Regions from separate parts of the Homo sapiens genome. Here region 2 is linked to region 1. A link is a contact called in ENCODE Hi-C or POLR2A ChIA-PET data. All regions are on one chromosome and are shown on one strand. Each heading gives the region's core, a stretch centred on a gene start or an enhancer-like site at or near the end of the contact. The rest is flanking DNA. Distances are from core to core; before and after follow the strand shown.

What was found. A loop is a pair of places that touch in the nucleus more often than their neighbours do. ChIA-PET counts read pairs that join two places held with the same protein, here RNA polymerase II (POLR2A). Pooled maps may share reads with other maps.
Region 2: a loop to region 1 is called in a pooled map, with 5 times the contacts of the local background. The contact joins the enhancer-like site here to the promoter of DIAPH3 in region 1. A Hi-C loop is called at or near these places in 2 of 37 single-sample maps with no recorded cell type and 6 of 50 pooled maps. POLR2A ChIA-PET finds 5 or more read pairs at or near these places in 2 of 52 experiments (OCI-LY7 and WTC11).

Annotation. Positions count from the first base shown.
Region 1 is chr13:60,161,714-60,167,182 of GRCh38, reverse strand. It overlaps DIAPH3 (diaphanous related formin 3), which reads left to right and starts at 3,255. Exons shown (of 28, transcript NM_001042517.2): 1 at 3,255-3,596. The coding sequence starts at 3,417. It overlaps LOC105370227 (a long non-coding RNA gene), which reads right to left and starts at 3,126. Exons shown (of 2, transcript XR_942001.2): 1 at 2,984-3,126. RefSeq lists enhancers at 1,434-1,728, 2,817-2,866.
Region 2 is chr13:59,748,371-59,753,839 of GRCh38, reverse strand. The region is part of intron 27 of DIAPH3 (diaphanous related formin 3); the gene reads left to right. Among named protein-coding and RNA genes, the nearest start is that of DIAPH3-AS1, 260 kb to the left of the region's middle. RefSeq lists a silencer at 2,531-2,825. Within about 2 kb of position 2,804, at least 3 of the 41 ENCODE cell types and tissues checked have a DNase peak (open chromatin) inside an H3K27ac peak, as active enhancers do.

The sequences.
Region 1 (5,469 bases), core at 2,006-4,505:
TCACATTATAACAAAAGGCTGTAACAAGAGTTATGAAACTTATGAACTAGGAACCATGGGTGAAAATCTGTATCTATATATATATACATATATAGATAATCATAATATGGCAGAAGTGTTCAAGAAATATCTTTGTAGGTGTATGTTTGGGCTTTTCCAGGGAGACATCTAGACATGGAATTGCAGGGTCATAGGTACACATACCTTCACCTTTACTAGGTATTACCAAGTTTTTGTCCAAAGTGCCTATACCTGTTTTGCACTTCCACTATCTATCTAGGAATTCCCAACTTGGCCCAAACTTGGAAACATGGAACTTTGTAGTATTTGCCAATTTAATGAGGGTAAATGACATCTCATTTAAAAAAATTGATTAAGGATAATCACTTCCTTCCCTCAGCTTTCAACAACTTTCTCATATGGTCCATAAGAGTGAGCCATCAAAAGAAAGGCATTAATAATTTTCTGGATGTTGACACTGAACAGAAATGATAAAGGGAAGAAATATATTCCTAGATTCCAAGCTTTTCCAGGCCTTTTTTTTCACCTTCAACTTTCTATTTCCATGACTATTGACTCACTGGGGTGTATCATCTCGCTGGGTGATCAAAATGAGGGTCAGTGCATGCTGTTATGAGGTTTAAGTATGTTGGGGCACACATATAAAATGTACTTTAAAAAACATAAAACTTATACAAAGATATTTTCACTAGTACACTGAAGTTCCAGTGCATTTCTATGAGAAAAAATTCAGAGTGCTGTACGTAAACTTGAAAATTAATTATCATGGCTCCTGTTTACTTATATTTAGTACCTTCTATGTGGCAAAGACATGAGAAAGAAAGGAGCAGTCCCTGACATCAGGGAACTAGTTTGACACTTATAGCTAAGCCTCAGTGTTTTTAGAAACTGGCCTGACACTCATAGCTAGGCCATGTTGTTCTCCTGATGAACAGCATCTCACAGAACAGCAATATCAGACAGGGTCACTCTGTGACCATGATGAAGTGAGACAAAACAAGATCACTTCCATGTTTTGTCTAAGCACAGACAATAACAAGGTCAGTATGCAAATCAGAAAATATCAATGTTAAATAAATTCATGGGAAATGATTATAGACTAACCTTAGTTTTGGACTAATCTGCTGCACTAGGCTCCGGCAGACCAGACCAAAGCAGAATGGTCCCTCATGCGTATTGCCACATAATCAAAAGCAACTCTGAAACCAGCCAGTTTTCCAAAAAGCAGGAAATTCATAGCACCCAATCAGAAGGGGCCAAGTTTATCTGAGCTGGTATGCTAAGAAAGTTCCCCTGTTTTAACCCTATAAGGAAAGTAACTTTGAAACAACTCATCTGCTTCTCATTCCTTATTTCTGTTCTCTAGCTTTTTTCTGCCTATAAAGCCAACCTCCTCTGCTTAGCTCATTGGAACAGATTCTATTTTAGAGAATGAAGTTTTGCCTATTCTGGAATTGCAAATAAAAGCCAATTAGATCTTTAATTTGTTTTGTCTTTCAAAATCAAACATTCCCCTCTCTCCATGATATGGATGACTAATGCTTGTCAGTTACAGCTTTAGGCTTGTCTTTTAGCCTGCCATCCTCCTAGATAAGATAATCACTGAACTGTCTCCACTTCCTGAAGGCACTTAATCTTGAGCAACCCTTCCCACCTCTTTCCACGGAGTCTTTCCCAAATCACCTAATCAAAGCCCAAATCCTTTAAGTGCTTTCTAATACCATTTACCTAAGACACTTCATGGCTCCCCATAGTGCATGTTCTCCCTCCCTGAGTAATAATCCCAACTTCTTCAACTACAGTATTCCTGTAGGAGCATTGACAAAACTCTAAGGGCTTTACATATGCTATGTTATTTAGGCCTGAAAATGCCCCTCTTTCATAGGTATTAGTATAATTACCCCCCTTTTGTAGATGAAGCAGCAAAGAAAGTTAAACGTCATCTCCGGTATCAAATAGCTAGTAAATGGCAGGAATAAAATCTGTATCTGGGTCTGTCATCAAGATATAAGGAACTACTTGTAGTTCTCCTGACCTTGCTGTTCTCCTGTAAGTTTCCCTAAAGATTATGTGCTCTTTGAGGACAGAGCTGTAGAGTCTGGCACAGTAAAACAAATATTAAAAAAGAAAAGCTGTAGTGTGAAGACTTACTGAGAACTAAGGCTCATTTTTTGAACCTCTGTGCCAAACTCCTCAGAGTACCTAGAGTTGTTTCTTGTACCAAAATCAATACTGCATGTTTCCGAGTCTTGGCCTACACCACCTCCATATAATCAGAAGACAGATATCTTAAAGGAATAGTTCCAAGGAAAAGCTCATTTTTAAAGAGGGTATATTGATGTGTTGAGAAAACGGTGTTTGCCTTGTAGCTTGACCTTGGGTTTACACAACAAACTCTTTTGCATGGTTTCAGTTCAAGGCCCTTTGTTATGTGACCTTAAAGTTTCTTCACCTCTATGCTTTCTTGGCCTTGCTCCTGCCTGGAATGGAATGCCTTTTAAATGAATGCCCTGCCACTGTTTCCTGCCTAGTGAAAACCTATGCAGCTTTCCTTTTACCTTTCCAGATCCACTCCTTCAGATTTAATAACTTCCCTTTTTGTTCTCAAGGAACTTCTAAAACAACTGCTATAGACATTTACATTCCTTGGTTAATTGTGTTAGGGTTTGGAAACTACAGGAGACTGTGAGCTCCTGAAGGGCTCAGCCTAGCCTAGCTCTGTCTGATTTTGGGTGGACCCCTCTGCCACCCCAGAGCGAGCACTTAGGCAGGAAATATGTCCAGAAGGCTTCCTTTTGGAGCGTCGTGGGCCCCGTCGTTTCATCCTGCCTAGTACCCCTTCCAGCACCGTACCCAGTCCCAGAACTACTTTTTCCAGCCCCAGACGTGCAAGGAGAGGGCTAGCAGATGGTTTTATATCCCAGCGCTGCTCAAATGGTGGCGCAGGGCCTGTCTCGCCCACCTTCCAGTTCTGCTGGAACCCTATCTGCAAATCCAAAGAAATCCAGGCCGATGACTTCCTCCACGGTCCCCGGCGCTTCTCCAAATCTGACGCCACTCTGCGTCCTTAAGGTGAGCGGCCTGGACCGCCGGAAGGGTTGAGCGGCTGCATAGACAGGCCGCAAGGCCAATCATGTTTCGCAGTGCCCGGAAGGGGCGGTGCCTCAGCGTGTCATTGATCCGGCGGCGCGGGATTGGCCAGTCCCGGGCCAACACGGGTGGCGGGAGTTTTCAGATGTGTTGGCTGCGGCCCCGACTTCAGCGGTTGGGCTAGGCTGTGCTGACTGTTTGGGTGGCGGACCCCGGGAGTAAAACCTGTTGTCGATCCCTCAGCTTCCAGCTTGCGGCTTGCTGAGTGGCCACCTTCTTTCCGGTCCCCGGAGCTGCGGGGAAAGATGGAACGGCACCAGCCGCGGCTGCACCACCCGGCCCAAGGCTCAGCCGCTGGGACTCCCTACCCTTCCTCAGCCTCTCTCCGCGGCTGCCGGGAAAGCAAGATGCCGCGCAGGAAGGGCCCCCAACACCCTCCGCCGCCCAGTGGCCCCGAGGAGCCTGGGGAGAAGCGCCCCAAGTTTGTGAGTATCGCCTGGAGCTAGGGTGGGGCCGCTCCCGCCCCGCCGTAGGGCTGACTGCCGAGGGTGGGCCCACAAGAACTTGGGGACCAAGTTTTATTCTAGAGATCCAGAGGTGCCAAAGATCATAGATTGACAACGACCGGGTCTAGTTGTAGTTGGATCCTGTGACAAATGCCCAGATCTTTGTGTTGCCCCCAAATTTCTTAACGCTGATGTGAAAAGCAGTTCAAACGTGTATATGTATTGACGTCATCTAGGTGGACATTGCATTTTTTAAGTCGAAGTTCTCCCTTCCTCCCTAGTGTAAGAGGGTATAAGATATATCAAAATGAACTTTTAGGTGACAGGTTTTTTTTCTGCTTATTATTTTAATAAGAACTTTTAATTACATATAAGAACTTTTAAGGTAGATATAATTTTCCAAGTTGAAACAGCTAGTTTTAGAACTTGGCGGGTGGTGTGGTCACTGCTAAAGAATGTTTTGCTTAGCTTGGAAAGAATTCTAAATATTTGAAACTTGCTATTCTGGTTTGCTTGTGTTTAACACTTAAGGAAAGTGTCATGATTAACACCTTGTCTTTTCGTTGGTGTCAACTAGTGAAAGTATAGGCAGTGATGATTATTTTGGGGTTTGTGTGTGTAAATAAATCACATAGAGGGTTGATAGATTTGGGATGAGTCCAACAGAATTGAAATTTCACATTGACCACTCCACCATTTTCCTTAGGAATATGGAAAAACTGTGTGTGTGTGTGTGTGTGTGTGTGTGTGTGTGTGAGAGAGAGAGAGAGAGAGAGAGAGAGTACAGCATTTGCCTTATGTGGGCAAGTAAAAATTGTGAGAAATTTAAGTCATGATTCACAAATTAAGGGAATAATGGTTTGTGAACCAGTTGCTAACTATAACATTTAGTTAAAAATAATAGTTGAATAAGACTGAGAGCCCATATTCTGATACATGAGATATATCAGAATACTGAAAATGAGAAACAGCATAGATTAATTGAAAATGAGGAACAGCATAGATTAATTATGCCAAATTAAGTATCAAAATGGTCATAGGAATAGTGACATTTTGCAGAAGGATCAAGTATGGACTTGATCATTATCTTGACAAATCTGAAGAATGAATAGGACAGAGTTAACTTCCCAATGAAAGATTTTTGCCTAATGTGAGAAGAATCCACTAAGGCAATGACTTTTCTTCCTTTTATAGTCTACTCTCTGGGTTAATAATCTTATTTTATTTTGTTTTAACTTCTGTGGTCCAGAATACAGGAGGTGTTATTTTCTGTGACTCATTCCCAGCAAGGAGGTCATGAAAACAGGATCTAAATTAGTATTTATGTTAAGTTTCATTGAAGGATTTCATCATTTGGTTTCCAGTCTCTGTGCTGTTTTTCATTCTTATGTATGTCACATTGACCATCTCAGCATGCCATTTGTTAAATGGATTCTCATAAAGATGAAATGACATCTAAAAGATAACACTCTTAAGCTGTAAAGGTAAAAAACACATCTAAAACACTGTGTTTTTGGGTGGGAGTCTGGTATGAATCATGACTTCCAGTTAATTTAGAAGTAATTTGGACTCTTGGTACTTTGAAACTAATTTAGGTTCTTGCTTATATGGTAATTTCTTTAGTTATATCTTCCAGTTCATTAATTTTGTTATCAGCTATGTCTAATCTGCTACTTTTCTGAATATTTGATTTTAGCAATTATTTTTTATTTTAATAAGTTCCATTTGCTTATTTTTCAAATCTGTCTGGGCATTCTTGATAGTCCTTTGTTTCTTATTCATTTATTTCTTTAGACATTTCCTACTTGATTGTTCTTATTCTTTATTTGACAGTTCTGCTGTTTGCAACCTG
Region 2 (5,469 bases), core at 1,555-4,054, 410 kb after region 1:
TTTTGTGAAACACACATTTTTATAGCACTTTACAGTTTTCAGAGTGCTTTCAGGTACCATATTTTGTTTGATCTTAATATATTGCTGGCACTTTTACAATTCTGCTTCTATTATCCTAAAACATCCATAAGCATAAGAAATATATTTATAACAAATTGGATGGAAGGCACAACTATTCTGGAGTTTCTTTGTATATACCTGTTTCAATGTGTTTATTTCACTGTAAGTGACAAGTATAATTATGATCAAAAATTAAAATATAGATATTACTCAGAAAATACCAGCCATTAGGCAGTGTCACGAGAGGATATCTGCTTTTCTATCTCAAAAATCTCAATACTGCTACTGCTCAAACATGTTCAAAGCAGTTTTCCCCCATGCAGTACACTTTTGAGTCCCAAAAAACTCAGTATAACAAAAACATATTTTTCAGATTTGTATTACTATATTATTTGGAGTCATGAAAATCTTCCAGCTACATTTTGTCTGAAGTTTAGTGATTTATAAACACTCTTGATCTCATAAATTAGAATTACATAAATATCTGTGATTCATCAGAGTAGAAGCCTCAGATATCGAATTTCTTGAAAAGTTTTCTAATATTTGCCCTTTACTAATAGATTTGACAAAAGTTAGGCTTCATCAAGTTTATCTATTTATAAAAATCATTTTTAACCCTGAAATTATTTCTGCTTTTGTTCTTTAACCCAATTTGTTTGGTATTAGCCTCAGAGCTAAAAATACAGTATGATCTGAGCTATCCAGATAGTATTTAAAAAGCTGGAAAGCAGAATCATTTCTGCCAGAGAGTAAAATATTTGTAATTTTCATTAGTAGCTACTTACCACTAATAAAGAGTTTACTTTTAAAAATAATCTTTTATAAAATGAAAATGGATGTCTACATGTGTTCTTAAGAGAGATAATTTCTGTTCAGACACTTTACATGTATATATTCAGACATTTTATACCAAAACCAGAACTAGCTAATGTGTTTCATTCTCTCTTCATTCCCCACTTACCCACATCCCCAGATAATTATTTAAGAAATTTGAATGATTAAATTAAATATTATTCTTACATGCTAAGAGTTTTTTGTTTAGACCTTTCCCATTATAGAATTTGTACTTACCCTTGTTTTAAAAGAGACTGAAGCTTTAAAATGACTACATTAGCTGGGTGCAGTGGCTCACGTCTGTAATCCCAGCACTTTGGAAGTCCAAGACATGGGGATGCTTGAGCCCAGGAGTTCGAGACCAGCCCTGCACAACATGACGAAACCCCATCTCTAACAAAAATACAAAAATTAACTGGGTGTGCTGGTGTGCACCTGTAGTCCCAGCTACTGGAAAGGCTGAGATGGGAGGATTGCTTGAGCCTAGGAGGTCGAGATTGCAGTGAGCCATGATAGTACCACTGCTCTCCAGCCTAGGTGACAGAGCGAGACTGTGTCTCAAAAAAAAAAAAAAAAAATTGACTACATTATTGCTTATTGTGGTACAATACTAATAATGTAGCTGAAGTAAAGAAAACCCTATAGGGGTCTACTTAGTTTTGAATCCCAGCTTTGCTGTTTATATGCTGGCAGTTACTGAATCTCTTTGCACCTCGGTTTCCTTATTTAAATTATACCTACCTTATAGAGTATTTGTGAAAACTAAATTAAACAAGCCATGCAAAGCACTATGCACTCAATAAAATGTTAACTGTTATTACTGATGATAATATTTAGTTCTATACTAACAAGGATATTGGCTGGGAAAGAGACTGTACTCTGGAAATGTTTCAAGTTTTGAAAATTTTAGACCACTGTCATCTGCCAGGTTATACCTGCTAGCCCCATTGTCCTGTGTTGCCTGTGAATATATCCTGCTTCTTGGCTCATTAAGAAGTGTTACTGGATCAGATCCATAGAATGTTTTACATGACTATGAGTGGCACTGGACCAATTTATGAAGCTTGACTGCAGAGGTATTGAATGGTGGCTGAGGTAACCCATTTTTATGTCATTTGATTAATTTTTCCATTTTACTTGTAGTACTGTTACCACACCAATTTCAAGATGTTTTCAGTTTCCTGCTTTAAAAGTTTACTTCAAAAACAGTATAATAGATATTCTCCTGTTTGATGTAAAATTATTTAGAAGACCTGCAAGATTGTAGCTCCTAATATAAAATGCTTAGATATGGTTACACCTTCTTTCATACAATTACAGACATCCAGAGGTTGATTGAATATCCAGGTGTAATGAAGCAACTTAACTTTTTACAGGTTGTATACATTTATGTCATAGCAGTTGATTGAAGAAAAAATGGATTTGTAAATAACACTCGTAGCAATGAAAGTAAAGGCTGCCTCTTAAGGTGTTTACAAATAGAAAAATCAAGTTAGGAGGATTCTAATTTAATGATTAATTGTTTTGCTGGAATTTTAAAGGAATGGATCCATAATGATATTTGTTTCAGGCTATTAACAGCCAGAACCTTGGCTCCCAGAATTAAGAAATCAGTTCTTGTTAATTAAACTTAAAGATGATGGCAGAGATCTTTGTGCCATGAAGCGAGAGCCTGATCTATGGCTATTTTGTTCCATACTTGGTATAACGCAGTACACTCTTCTCAGCCAAAGCCCTATGTTGTCTGGGCAACTCCCGTTGCCATAGCAATGAAATTCTTTTGCAGGAGCAGGGCGAATGCTAATTGTAGCCATTTGTTGTTCCTTCTGTCGATCCCTTAACTAGCACAGTTGTAGAGCAGCCAGAGACTCTGGGTGAACAGCACGCAGTGCCCCCAAAAGCATTGCTGCTGAAGGCAACCGGCTGCTCTGCTTAAAAAATCATTTGAGCAGCCGACAGTGCTGACAGTGCCACTATGTGGGCAGAAGCACAGCTTGACTCAGACCCTGACAACTGTTGATCTGGGAGAGGGAAAGAGAAGACTGTTTAAAACCTGTTGAGAAGGTACTGATGACATGGAGATTAATTTGACACCAGTCCCTCAGAGGTAGGTGCTAGGCATATCGTAGCAACTGTTTATCCAGGCCTGAACTCAATATTGGAATGCCCAGAGGCTATAGGAGACAGATCAACGGTTATTCCTTTTATTTCCATCTAAAACTGCATTACCGTGGCCTACGGTAAAAATATTCATTTGGTTGGAACCAACCAATTGTAATTCACACAGGTATTAGATTCAGTTTGTACTGGTAACTCCCTCCTCTCCTTATAATCTCTTATTTTTAAAGACTTATGATTTAACTGCCAAAAGTGACTTGAAGCTGAAAATAAACTCAACATAAACGAGAGCAGACCCTTTTGAAAAATAAAAGGCAAAGTGATACCTACCAATTGCATGATCTTTCATGCTAGTTTAATTTGATAAAATGTTCTTAAACCTGGAAAGTAGTAATTCTTGTAAAACCTAATTGCTGTAGGTATTTAGAGATGAAAAAACTTATTATCATGGTAAGAAGAAACATGTGAGGTACTATTTATACTATTATATCCTCCCTTTGAAAGTGTATTGGCCCATAAAAATGGTCAAGTTCATGAGGTTTTTAAAACCAGCTATTGTGTAAACATAGCAATAAATTTCAAGGTAGTTTTTTAGGTATAAATTTAACGTATGTGCCTTCTAATTGAGTAGACTGATAGTGCATCCTGGCTGAAATGTTCTTAAAATTCAGGAGAACTAATATTGTAGGCTTGTTATATCAAGCTATTTCTCACTATTGCTTTATGTTTTTTTGTATTGAGAGAGTCAAAATCAGTAATAACAATGACCCAGTCATTACCACAGATTCCTCTTTTTATTGACCAAGAGGGAAGGAAGGTTTCAACTCAATGTGATTTTGTTTTCCTTGAAAGAACTCCATGTATATTTAATGTTTGTATCACTTGTCCTGCTCTTTCCAGGGAGATAGCTAACAGAGTATCATGAAGGGCCCTGAAATAAATTAGTTTCTGATGATGGTGATCCTAATACATCACTTGTGTGCCTCAAACACTAAACAAATTAGTTTCATTCATTAAAACAGATACCATTCCATAAATTCTAAGGAGAAAAAACTTGAAATTTATTTTTTGAAATTTTCTAAGACCTGTTGTTTTTTCTTTTAAGAAATACCTATGAACTGTATAATACTATTTTTAAAATATTATATACTTCTTATTTGTGAATTTTATATGCAAGGTATCTTGCATATAAAATTGTGAATTATATATCTGAGATATTCTTTCATAAGCCCTATTGGATATAATAAAAGATTATTTTATTAAGTCATCTACTTTAAAATATTTGGCTTTTTTTTTTTTTTTTTTTTTGAGATGGAGTCTCGCTCTGTCACCCAGGCTGGAGTGCAGTGGCACAATCTCGGCTCACTGCAAGCTCCACCTCCCGGGTTCAGGCCATTCTCCTGCCTCAGCCTCCCAAGTAGCTGGGACTACAGGTGCCCACCACCACGCCTGGCTAATTTTTTGTATTTTTAGTAGAGACGGGGTTTCACTGTGTTAGCCAGGATGGTCTCGATCTCCTGACCTCATGATCCACCTGCCTCTGCCTCCCAAAGTGCTGGGATTACAGGCGTGAGCCACTGCACCCGGCCGTACTTTTTTTTTTTTTTTTTTTTTTTTTGAGACAGAGTCTCAGTCACCTAGGCTGGAGTGCAGTGGCACTATCTCAGCTCACTGCAACCTCTGCCTCCCGGGCACAAGCGATTCTCCTGCCTCAGCCTCCCAAGTAGCTGGGACTATAGGTTCATGCCACCACACCTGGCTAACTATCTCACTCTCAGTAGAGACGGGGCTTCACCATGTTGGCCAGGCTGGTCTCGAACTCCTGACCTCAAGTAATCCACACACCTCGGCCTCCTAAAGTGCTGGGATTATAGGCATGAGCCACCGCACCTGACCTGGCTTTACTTTTGAAACACTGTGTGCTCAGCATGATGAAAGAGCTCTAAAATGTCAGAAATACTCTTAATTCCTCAGTCAACAGAGATTGAGATGCTGTCAGATTACCACCAACCGTGGCTTCTGGCCCCCTCTAATATAAAATGCTTAGATATGGTTACACCTTCCTTCATACAATTACAGACATCTAGAGGTTGGTTGAATATCCAGGTGTAAGGAAGCAATTTAAGTTTTTACAGGTTGCATACATTTATATCACAGCAGCTGATTGAAGAAAAATGGATTTGTAAATAACACTTGTAGCAATGAAAGTAAAGGCTGCCTCTTAAGGTGTTTACAAATAGAAAAATCAAGTTAGGAGGATTCTAATTTAATGACTAATTATTTTACTGGAATTTTAAACAAATGGATCAATAATGATATTTTGTTTCAGACTATTAACAACCAGAAACATGGTTGGGTCTCCCATAGGGTTCTGAGCACAGGTGAAGTCTAAAATGTCTTTACAATGAGGCTGCACATCCATTTTTTTCTTGGCAGAGAGTATTTGTGTTTTCACAA